Regions from separate parts of the Homo sapiens genome. Here region 1 is linked to region 2. The links are chromatin loops, found by intact Hi-C in ENCODE. Cell type or tissue: psoas muscle. All regions are shown on one strand. Region 1 overlaps FBXL20 (F-box and leucine rich repeat protein 20). Region 2 overlaps FBXL20 (F-box and leucine rich repeat protein 20).

The links. A loop is a pair of places that touch in the nucleus more often than their neighbours do. Peaks named below come from ENCODE experiments on the same cell type or tissue, not always from the same donor. Only the 100,000 strongest peaks of a DNase experiment are listed, where the experiment ranks them.
Region 1: a loop joins it to region 2, with 3 times the contacts of the local background. A loop is called at or near these places in 13 of 110 quality-filtered maps.

What each region holds. Positions count from the first base shown.
Region 1 is chr17:39,385,596-39,390,595 of GRCh38, reverse strand. All of the region lies in intron 1 of FBXL20 (F-box and leucine rich repeat protein 20), which reads left to right. Among named protein-coding and RNA genes, the nearest start is that of FBXL20, 14 kb to the left of the region's middle. In psoas muscle, no CTCF peak of the experiment used is centred here; no DNase peak of the experiment used is centred here.
Region 2 is chr17:39,284,826-39,289,825 of GRCh38, reverse strand. It overlaps FBXL20 (F-box and leucine rich repeat protein 20), which reads left to right. Exons shown (of 15, transcript NM_032875.3): 7 at 4,253-4,348. Among named protein-coding and RNA genes, the nearest start is that of MIR548BC, 10 kb to the left of the region's middle. In psoas muscle, no CTCF peak of the experiment used is centred here; a DNase peak (open chromatin) is centred at 3,105; H3K27ac peaks cover 4,004 bases.

The DNA of each region.
Region 1 (5,000 bases), 100 kb before region 2:
GCCACCATATCTGGCTATTTTTTTTTTTTTTTTAAGATGGAGTCTTGCGCTCTGTCACCCAGGTTGGAGTGCAGTGGCGCCATCTCAGCTCACTGCAACCTCTGCCTCCCAGGTTAAAGTGATTCTCCTGCCTCAGCCTCCCTAGTAGCTGGGATTACAGGTGCCAACCACCACGCCTGGCTAATTTTTGTATTTTTAGTAGAAACGGGGTTTCACCATGTTGGTCAGGCTAGTCTTGAACTCATGACCCCAGGTGATCCACCTGCCTCGGCCTCTCAAAGTGCTGGGATTGATTACAGGTGTGAGCCACCGCGTCTGGCCAATTTTTGTATTTTTTTGTAGAGATGGGATTTCGCCATGTTGCCCAGGCTGGTCTCAAACTCCTGGACCTTGGCTTCCCAAAGTGCTGGGATTACAGGTATGAGCCACTGCACCCAGCCTAATCAGTTTTTTATATTGGGTTTATTAAACAGGAATGCCTATGAATTTTAATCTAGTTCAACAGTAATAATTTAGTAGTGTTTCAGTCTAGAATTTATACTGCAACTATTATTGTACTCATTGTTAGGCAAATATGAATAAGTGTCTCCTAAGATGAAAATCTGGCACCAAATTGTAAGTTGACATCTAAAACACTGGATCAGCAAGCTTTTAACCGCACCCTACCTCCGCCCCCAGAAATGGGTCATTCTTCCTTCTCTGATATGTAGAAAGTAAAGCTATGACATGATTAAACACAGACATTAAAGATGCATTTATTTATTTATTTGTTTATTTAGAGACAGAGTCTCACTCTGTCACCTAGGCTGGAGTTCAGTGGTGCGATCTTGGCTCACTGCAAGTTCCGCCTCCTGGGTTCACGCCATCCTCCTGCCTCAGCCTCCTGAGTAGTTGGGACTACAGGCACCTGCCACCACACCTGGCTAATTTTTTGTATTTTTAGTAGAGACAGGGTTTCACCGTGTTAGCCAGGATGGTCTCGATCTCCTAACCTTGTGATGTGCTTGCATCAGCCTCACAGAGTGCTGGGATTACAGGCATGAGCCACTGCACTTGGCCTGCATTTATTTTTTAAAACGAGCACTGCATTGCCAATACCCTTTCCCACTGCACTTGGCCTGCATTTATTTTTTAAAACGAGCACTGCATTGCCAATACCCTTTCCCGACATTCGTCCTTATCAGCTTTTTGAAAATCGTTTGCATGTGTTTCATGTAAAGAAAAGAAGGTCATATTAAACAAAATCATATCACAACTTATTTCTGCCACCCACTTGTAGAAAAGCAACCTGATGTATCTTGGCGTTCTCCTAGGACTGGTTAAAACTTTTCTTTAATACTATAACTTTCCTTGTACATTATCATGAATAGTAACTGCAGGGAGATAAGAAACTTCATTATTATTCAGTATTCTTAGTCACAGTTGACTGGGGTTATATAAAAGAAGCTTCCCAAATGTAGATCTAATTTTTTTTTTTTTTTTTTTTTTTTTGAGATGGAGTTTTGCTCTTGTTGCCCAGGCTGGAGTGCAATGGCGTGATCTCAGCTTACTACAACCTCCGCCTCCCGGGTTCAAGCGATTCTCCTGCCTCAGCCTCCCTAGTAGCTGGGATTATAGGCGCCTGCCACCATGCCCAGGTAATTTTCTGTATTTTTAGTAGAGATGGGGGTTTCATTATGTTGGTCAGGCTGGTCTCGAACTCCTGACCTCAGGTACTCCACCCACCTCAGCCTCCCAAAGTGCTGGGATTACAGGCGTGAGCCACTGCACCCGGCAGATCTAATTTTTTAAAGCACAACAAAAAATGCAGCTTTTGCCGGGCGCGGTGGCTCACACCTGTAATCCCAGCACTTTGGGAGGCCAAGGTGGGTGGATCGCGAGGTCAAGAGATCGAGACCATCCTGGCCAACATGGTGAAACCCCGTCTCTATTAAAAGTATAAAAATTAGCTGGGCATGGTGGCGGGCGCCTGTTGTCCCAGCTACTCGGGAGGCTGAGGCAGGAGAATTGCTTGAACCCGAGAGGCGGAGGTTGCAATGAGCTGAGATTACGCCATTGCACTCCAGCCTGGGCGACAGAGCGAGACGCCGTCTCAAAAAAAAAAAATTAAAAAAAAAAAAGCAACTTTTTTTTTTTGAGACAGGTTCTTGTTCTGTTGCCCAGGCTGGAGCCATAGTAGTGCGATCTTGGCTCACTGCAACCTCCACCTGCCAGGCTCAGGTGATTCTTGTGCCTCACCTTCCCGAGTAGCTGGAATTACAGTCGTGTGCCACCATGCCCAGCTATTTTTTTTGCACTTTTAGTAGAGATGAGATTTTGCCATGTTGGTCAGGCTGGTCTCAAACTCCTGAGCTTAAGCAATCTGCCTGCCTTGGTCTCCCAAAGTGCTGGGATTACACGTGTGAGCCACCATGCCTGGTCAAAATAAGTTTTTAATATAGAAAGAATACCAAGAAAAAATAATACCATTTTCTCAAGCATTTATATTACTTATTATTTCAATAATGTGAAATTTGCATTATAAGTGGTCTCAATAAATGGCGTTCTGAAGTTGTGGTCAAGATCTAGCTGATCCTCTAACCACTGTCAAATATATATTCAAATGAAATATGTAATTAACTCATCACATTACCTTTTTAGTTTTTATAATACAGATGGGACTGTGCCCTGATAAACCTATGATAAATTGAAAGTATCGTAAGTTGGAAACGTAGTTAAGGCCTGGTGCGGTCACTCACGCCTGTAACCCCAGCACTTTGCGAGACCAAGGTGGGAGGATCGCTTGAGCCCAGGAGTTCAAGACCAGCTTGAGCAATATAGTGAGACCTCATCTCTACAAAAAATTTAAAAATTAGCTGGGCATGATGGTGCACACCTGTAGTCCCAACTACTTGGGAGGGTGAGGTAGAAGGATTGCTTGAGCCCAGGAAGTGGAGGTTGTAGTGAGCCAAGATCATGCCTCTGCACTCCAGCCTGGAAGACAGAGTGAGACCTTGTCTCAAAAAAAAAAAAAAAAAGATTGGGCGCTGTGGCACACGCCTGTAATCCCAGCACTTTGGGAGGCCGAGACGGCCAGATCACCTGAGGTCAGGAGTTCGAGACCAGCCTGGCGAACATGGTGAAACCCCGTCTCTACTAAAATACAAAAATTAGCCAGGTATGGTGGCAGGCGCCTGTAATCCCAGTTACTCGGGAGGCTGAGGCAGGAGAATCGCTTGAACCCGGGAGACAGAGGTTACAGCAAGCCGAGATTGCGCCATTGCACTCCAGCCTGGGGGACAAGAGTGGGACTTTGTCTCAAAAAAAAAAAAAAAAAAAGTGCAGTTAATACACCTAACCCACCAAACATCATAGATTAGCCTCACCTACCTTAAGCATGCTCAGAATCCGTTAGTCTGCAGTTGGGTAAAATTATCTAACACAAAGCTGTTTTATAATAAAAATGTTAAATATCACATGTAACTTAATGACTACTGAAAGTGAAAACCAGAATGGTTGTGCGTGTACTCATTGCAGTTTCCACTGATGCATATTACGTGTACACCATTGTAACGTCAAAAAATCTTAAGTTAAACCATCGTAAGTCAGGGAACACCTGTATTACATACCTAGCAAGCATACAGTTTTATTCTTTTCTTTACATGATCTGGCTGTTGTCAGATGGCTGATGTTTGGTCAGTATTACTAGAAACAGTATTTCTTCAGAGGTGAGTTAACATAAGAACAAAAAAGCACAAGATTCAATGCAATATCAGTCTGGGAAGTAGGGGAGAATATGTGTGCTCCACATAATCTTTATTGGAAATAGTGTTCTTTTGTGGAATTAGAAGTGGATACACATTTAGGTTGAAAGTCCCTAACCAGTCACATAGTACTTGTAGGTATTTACTATGCTTCATGCTAATGGTACTCTTTAAAAATGGAAATAAGATAGAGGTCTAAGCAAAAAAAAATTTATTATTATTATTTTTTGAGACGGAGTCTCACTCAGTCACCCAGGCTGGAGTACAGTGACGTGATCTCAGCTCACTGCAACCTCCGCCTCCCGGGTTCAAGCGATTTTTGTGCCTCAGCCTCCTGAGTAGCTGGAATTACAGGCGCACGCTACCACTTCCAGCTAATTTTTGTATTTTTTGTAGAGACTCACTGTGTTGCTCAGGCTGGTCTCGAACTCCTGACCACAAGTGATCCACCCCGCCCTGGCCTCCCAAAGTGTTTAGATTACAGGCGTGAGTCACGTCACCCGTCCCTAGACTGATTAATTTTTATTTATTTATTTATTTATTTTTGAGACAGAGTCTTGCTCTGTCACCCAGGCTGGAGTGCAGTGGCGCGATCTCCGCTCACTGCAACCTCTGCCTCCCAGGTTCAAGAGATTCTCCTGCCTCAGCCTCTGGAGTGGCTGGGAATACAGGCACGTACCACCGGGTTTCACTGTGTTAGCCATGGTAGTCTGGATGTCCTGACCTCTTATCCACCCACCTTGGCCTCCCAAAGTGCTGAGATTACAGGTGTGAGCCACCGCGCCCAGCAGGACTGATTAGTTGGTGTTTTTTTTTTTTTTTTTTTTTGAGACGGAATCTCTGTTGTCAGGCTGGAGTACAGTGGCGCGATCTTGGCTGACTGCAACCTCTGCCTCCCGGGTTCAAGTGATTCTCCTGCCTCAGCCTCCTGAGTAGCTGGGACTACAGGCACACGCCACCATGCCCAATTAATTTTTGTATTTTTAGTAGAGACAGGATTTCATCATGTTTGCCAGGATGGTCTCGATCTCTTGAGCTCATGATCTGCCCACCTCGGCCTCCCAAAGTGCTGGGATTATAGGCGTGAGCCACCTCGCCTGGCTGCCTAATCAAAATTTAATGGAGAACTAGTTCAGTTAACTTTCTTGTAGTTTTCATTCACTCCAGCTGAGTTGGACTGCTCAGTCTCTGTGAATTGTTACCATTATTTTAGTTAAGGAAACTTGAGCATCAACCTCCTTGGCTGTTCTTACAGTA
Region 2 (5,000 bases):
GCAGGGTTTCACCATTTTGGCCAGGCTGGTCTTGAACTACTGGCCTCAACTGATCTGCCTGCCTCGGCCTCCCAAAGTGCTGGGATTACAGGCGTGAGTCACCACTCCTGGCCTCATACATATAGATTTAGAAACTCAGTATTGTTATAGTTTGGGTTTTTTTTTTGTTTGTTTCTTGAGATAGGGTCTTTCTCTGTCGTCCAGGCTGGAATGCAGTGGTGGCACAACCACAGCTCACTGCACCCTCCATCTCCTGGGCTCCCACCTCAGCCTCCCAAGTAGCTGGGACTACAGGTGTGTGTCACCATGCCTGGCTAATTTTTCTATTTTGGGTAGAGAGATAATTTCACCATGTTGCCCAAGGTGGTCTCAAACTCTGGGCTCCAGCAGCCTGCCTGCCTCAGCCTCCCACAGTGTTGGGATTACAGGCCTGAGCCACTGAGACTGGCCTAAAAACTCAATATTGTTAAGATACTTGTTTTCCTTAAATTGTTCTACAGATTCAGTGCAGTTCCAATAAAAAATCCCAATAGGTTTTTTTGTTGAAATTGAAAGGCTGATTCTAAATTCATGTGCAAATGCAGAGGTTCTAGAATAACGAAATCAATTTTGATGGACAGTGAAGTTTGGGGACTTATACTACCTGATTTGAAGGGTTATTATTACAGGAACGTTCATCAGGGCAATGTGCTGGTGCTATAAGCATAAACATATCAGTCAGTGGATTAAAATAAAGTGCCTAGAAAGGAGCCCACACATAGACAAGCTATAAAGAAAAAAATGATAAATTGTACCTCATTAAAATTAAAAACCTTTATGCTTCTGCCAGGCACGGTGGCTCACGCCTGTAATCCCAGCACTTTGGGAGGCCGAGGTGGGCAGATCACAAGGTCAAGAGTTTGAAAACATCCTGACTAACACAGTGAAACCCTGTCTCTACTAAAAATACAAAAAATTAGCCGAGTGTGGCGGCACGTGCCTCCCAGCTACTCTGGAGGCTGAGGCAGGAGAATCGCTTGAACCTGGGAGGCAGAGGTTGCAGTGATCCGAGATCGCGCCACTGCACTCCAGCCTGGGTGACAAAGCAAGACTGTGTCTTAGGAAAAAAAAAATTATGCGTCTAAAGATACCATTAACTTAAAAAAACAAAAAAGGTCACTTCACCTGATTGTCTGAGGGGGAAAAAATTAAAAAAATAATAATCGGAAAAGGCCAGGGACCATGACCTATACCTGTAGTCTCAACTACTTGGGAGGCTGAGGCAGGAGGATCACTTAAGCCCAGAAGAGCAAATCTAGCCTGACTGGTGTTTCTGGCAAGACTCCAACTCTAATTTAAAAGATAGAAAAGAAAGAAAATGAAAAGACAGGACACAGACTGGGAGAAAGTATTTGCAGGTCATATATCTAATAACAGTGCTTCTCTCAAGAGTATATAGAAAGCTCTTAGAATTAATAATGAGAAGACAATTAAACGAACAAAAATGGGCTGAAGTCTTGGATAGACATTTCACCGAAGACATAGGAATGGCAAATAAGCATAAGAAAAGGTATTTACACCAGGTGCGGTGGCTCACCATGTGTGCAATCCCAGCACTTTGGGAGGCCAAGGTGGGCGGATCGTTTGAGGTCAGGAGTTTGAGACCAGCCTGACTAACTTGGTGAAACCCCGTCTCTACTAAAACTACAAAAAAAATTAGCTGGGTGTGTTGGTGTGCGCCTGTAGTCCCAGCTACTCTGGAGGCTGAGGCAGAAGAATCACTTGAACCTGGGAGGCAGAGGTTGCAGTGAGCTGAGATCATGCCACTGCACTCCAGCCCGGGTGACAGAGTCCATCTCAAAAAAAAAAAAAAAAAAAGTTTTCATTACAGAATTGTAAAGTAAAACCACAATGCAATTCCACACCATACACACTAAGATAGCTGTATTCAAAAAGAGAGACAATGCCAAGTGTTGACAAGGATTTGGAAAAACTGGGTCCCTCATGAATTTCTGGCGGGAATGTAAAATGGTACGGCCAATTTGGGAAACAGTTTGGCAGTTCTCTTCAAAGTCAAACATAACCTTGCCATAGGATCTAGCAATTTCATTCCTAGGACTCTACCCAAAAGAAATGAAAACAAGCCGGGTGTGGTGGATCATGCTTGTAATCCCAGCACTCTGGAAGGCCAAGGCAAGAGGATCACTTGAGGCCAAAAGTTCGAGACTAGCTTGGGCATCATAGTTAGACCCTGTCTCTACAAAAAAATTTTTTTAATTAGGTGTGATGGCATGTATCTGTAGTCCTTGCTACTCAGGAGGCTGAAGTGGGAGATCGCTTGAGCCCAGGAGTTGGAGGTTACATTGAGTTATGATAGTGCCACTGCATTCCAGCCAGGGTGACAGAGTGAGACCCTGTCTGTAACAAAAAAAGAAAAAGGAAATGAAAACATTGGCCCACACAAAGACCTAGGAGACATATCAGCCAAAGAGAATGTGTGACTCTTGTTTGGATCCTAATTTGAACAAATCAACTTGTCAAAAACATTTATGATATAATTGGAGAAAAGTTAGCACATTTCAGTATCAGATGATATTAATAAATTAAAGTATTTACCTATTAGAAATAGATACCAAGGCCGGGCGTGGTGGCTCATGCCTGTAATTTCAGCACTTTGGGAGGCCGAGGCGGGCAGATCACAAGGTCAGGAGTTCAAGACCAGCCTGGCCAACATGGTGAAAACCCGTCTCTACTAAAAATAGAAAAATTAGCTGGGCATGGTGGCAGGCGCCTGTAATCCCAGCTACTTGGGTGGCTGAGGCAAGAGAATTGCTTGAACCCAGGAGGCGGAGGTTGCATTGAGCCAAGATCGTGCCACTGCACACCAGCCTGAGCGACAAGAACAAGACTCTGTCTCAAAAAAAAAAAAAAAAAAAAGAAATAGATACTGAAATATTTACAGGTAAAATGATATGTGTGGAATTGGCTTTAAAATCCTGGAATAAAAAAGGGGGGAAGAAGAGATGGCATAAAAAAAATTTTTTTTTTGAGACAGAGTTTCACTCTTGTTGCCCAGGCTGGAGTGCAATGGTGCAATCTTGGCTCGCTGCAACCTCCGCCTCCTGGGCTCAAGCCATTCTTCTGCCTCAGCCTTCCAAGTAGCTGGGATTACAGGCATGTGCCACCACGCTCAGCTAATTTTGTATTTTTAGTAGAGACAGGGTTTCACAATGTTGGTCAGGCTGGTCTAGAACTCCTGACCTCAGGTGATCCACCCACCTCAGCCTCCCAAGAAATAAAAATATTTAATAGTAGAATATTGATAAATGTTGGGCCAGGCACAGTGGCTCACACTTGTAATCCCAGCAGTTTGGGAGGCTGAGGCACGCGGAACACTTGAGGCCCGGAGTTGGAGACCAGCCTGGCTAACATGGCAAAACCCCATCTCTACAAACAATATGAAAAATTAGCTAGGTGTGGTGGTGTGTGTCTGTGGTCCCAGCTACTTAGGAGGCTGAGGCATGAGAATTGCTTGAACCCGGAAATGGAGGTTGCAGTGGGCCTAGATTGCAACACTGCTCTCCAGCCTGGGCAACAGAGCAAGATTGTCTCAAAAAGAAAAACAGTATTGATAAATGTTGAAGTTTACTGATGGTACATGTGGGTTCTCTGTATTATTTACTCTTGTTTATATTTGAAGTTTTCCATGATCTGTTAAATATTAAAATGAGAACTTGACCAGCAGAAAAAAGTCTTTAATACATAACTTACTTTTTTCAGCCCAATACCAGACCAGTCCATCCTTTGTATACCTTGCAAAAATCCAGTTCCTACATTAGTGTTATGCAAAAGGTTATCTTGAGTAGGGATTTAAGTGAAAAAACATGCAGAGCGTTTCTTCTTCATGTTTGACTACGTCTGGTAGATAGCCATTAGCTTCTGGTGTTTCTGGATTTGCAAAATGCATATAGATCTCTTCGAACTCACATTAAGTATCATGTTGTCAATTGCTGTTAACATTTTAAAATGTGAATCAAACACCATCTTCCCCTCATTCAAATTCTCATATGCAGCACAGCCTTTTTTCTTTGTGAATGGTATCTGTCTCTTCCTCAATGTGAAGGGTCGTAGGATATATAACTGCTTTTTTAGGGGTATGAAAATTTTACAGTTCTTATATATACACATGTGTTTAATAAGAACAGTGTCTGATATACCAAGGATGTGTACTTGTCTTGTTTATTCATTATTTTCTCCTTTTTCCATTTTTCAGTACATGTACTAGCCTTAGCAAGTTCTGTTCCAAACTCAGGCACCTTGACTTGGCTTCCTGTACATCAATAACAAACATGTCTCTAAAAGCTCTGAGGTAAATTTCTTATAATAAGCATGTCAAGTAATCAAAAAAAAATACATATTTTAAAAAAATAATTGATATAAAGTGGGAATTGAAGGCAACTCTGTTTTATGGATATATTCTATAGTTCAGAATAGATAATTTGTTTTACCACTTGCCCAAATTACAATTATGGGACATACTAAAGTGAAATGACTAGAGGTAACTAGGATTTCTGAACAGGGTAGTACAGTTTATACATAAACAATTAGATTTTTATGAAGTCTTATTTTCAAAAAGAAAATAAGGCCAGGCATGAAGACTCACGCCTGTAATCCCAGCATTTTGGGCGGCCGAGGCAGGCAGATCACGAGGTCAAGAGGTTAAGACCATCCTGGCCAACATGGTGAAACCCTGTCTCTACTAAAAATATAAAAATTAGTTGGGCATGGTGGCGTGCGCCTGTAGTCCCAGCTACTCGGGAGGCAGAGGTTGCGGTAAGCCAAGAGCACACCATTGCACTCCAGTGTGCTGACAGAGTGAGACTCTGTCTCAAAAAAAACAAAAAAAAAGAAAGAAAGGGCACGTGTTATAGCTTAGTGCTTAAAACAGGTATCTGGAGCCAGATTATTAACCAGGTACTTTAAGCAAACACAACCTTTCTGAGCTTTTTCTTATCACCTCA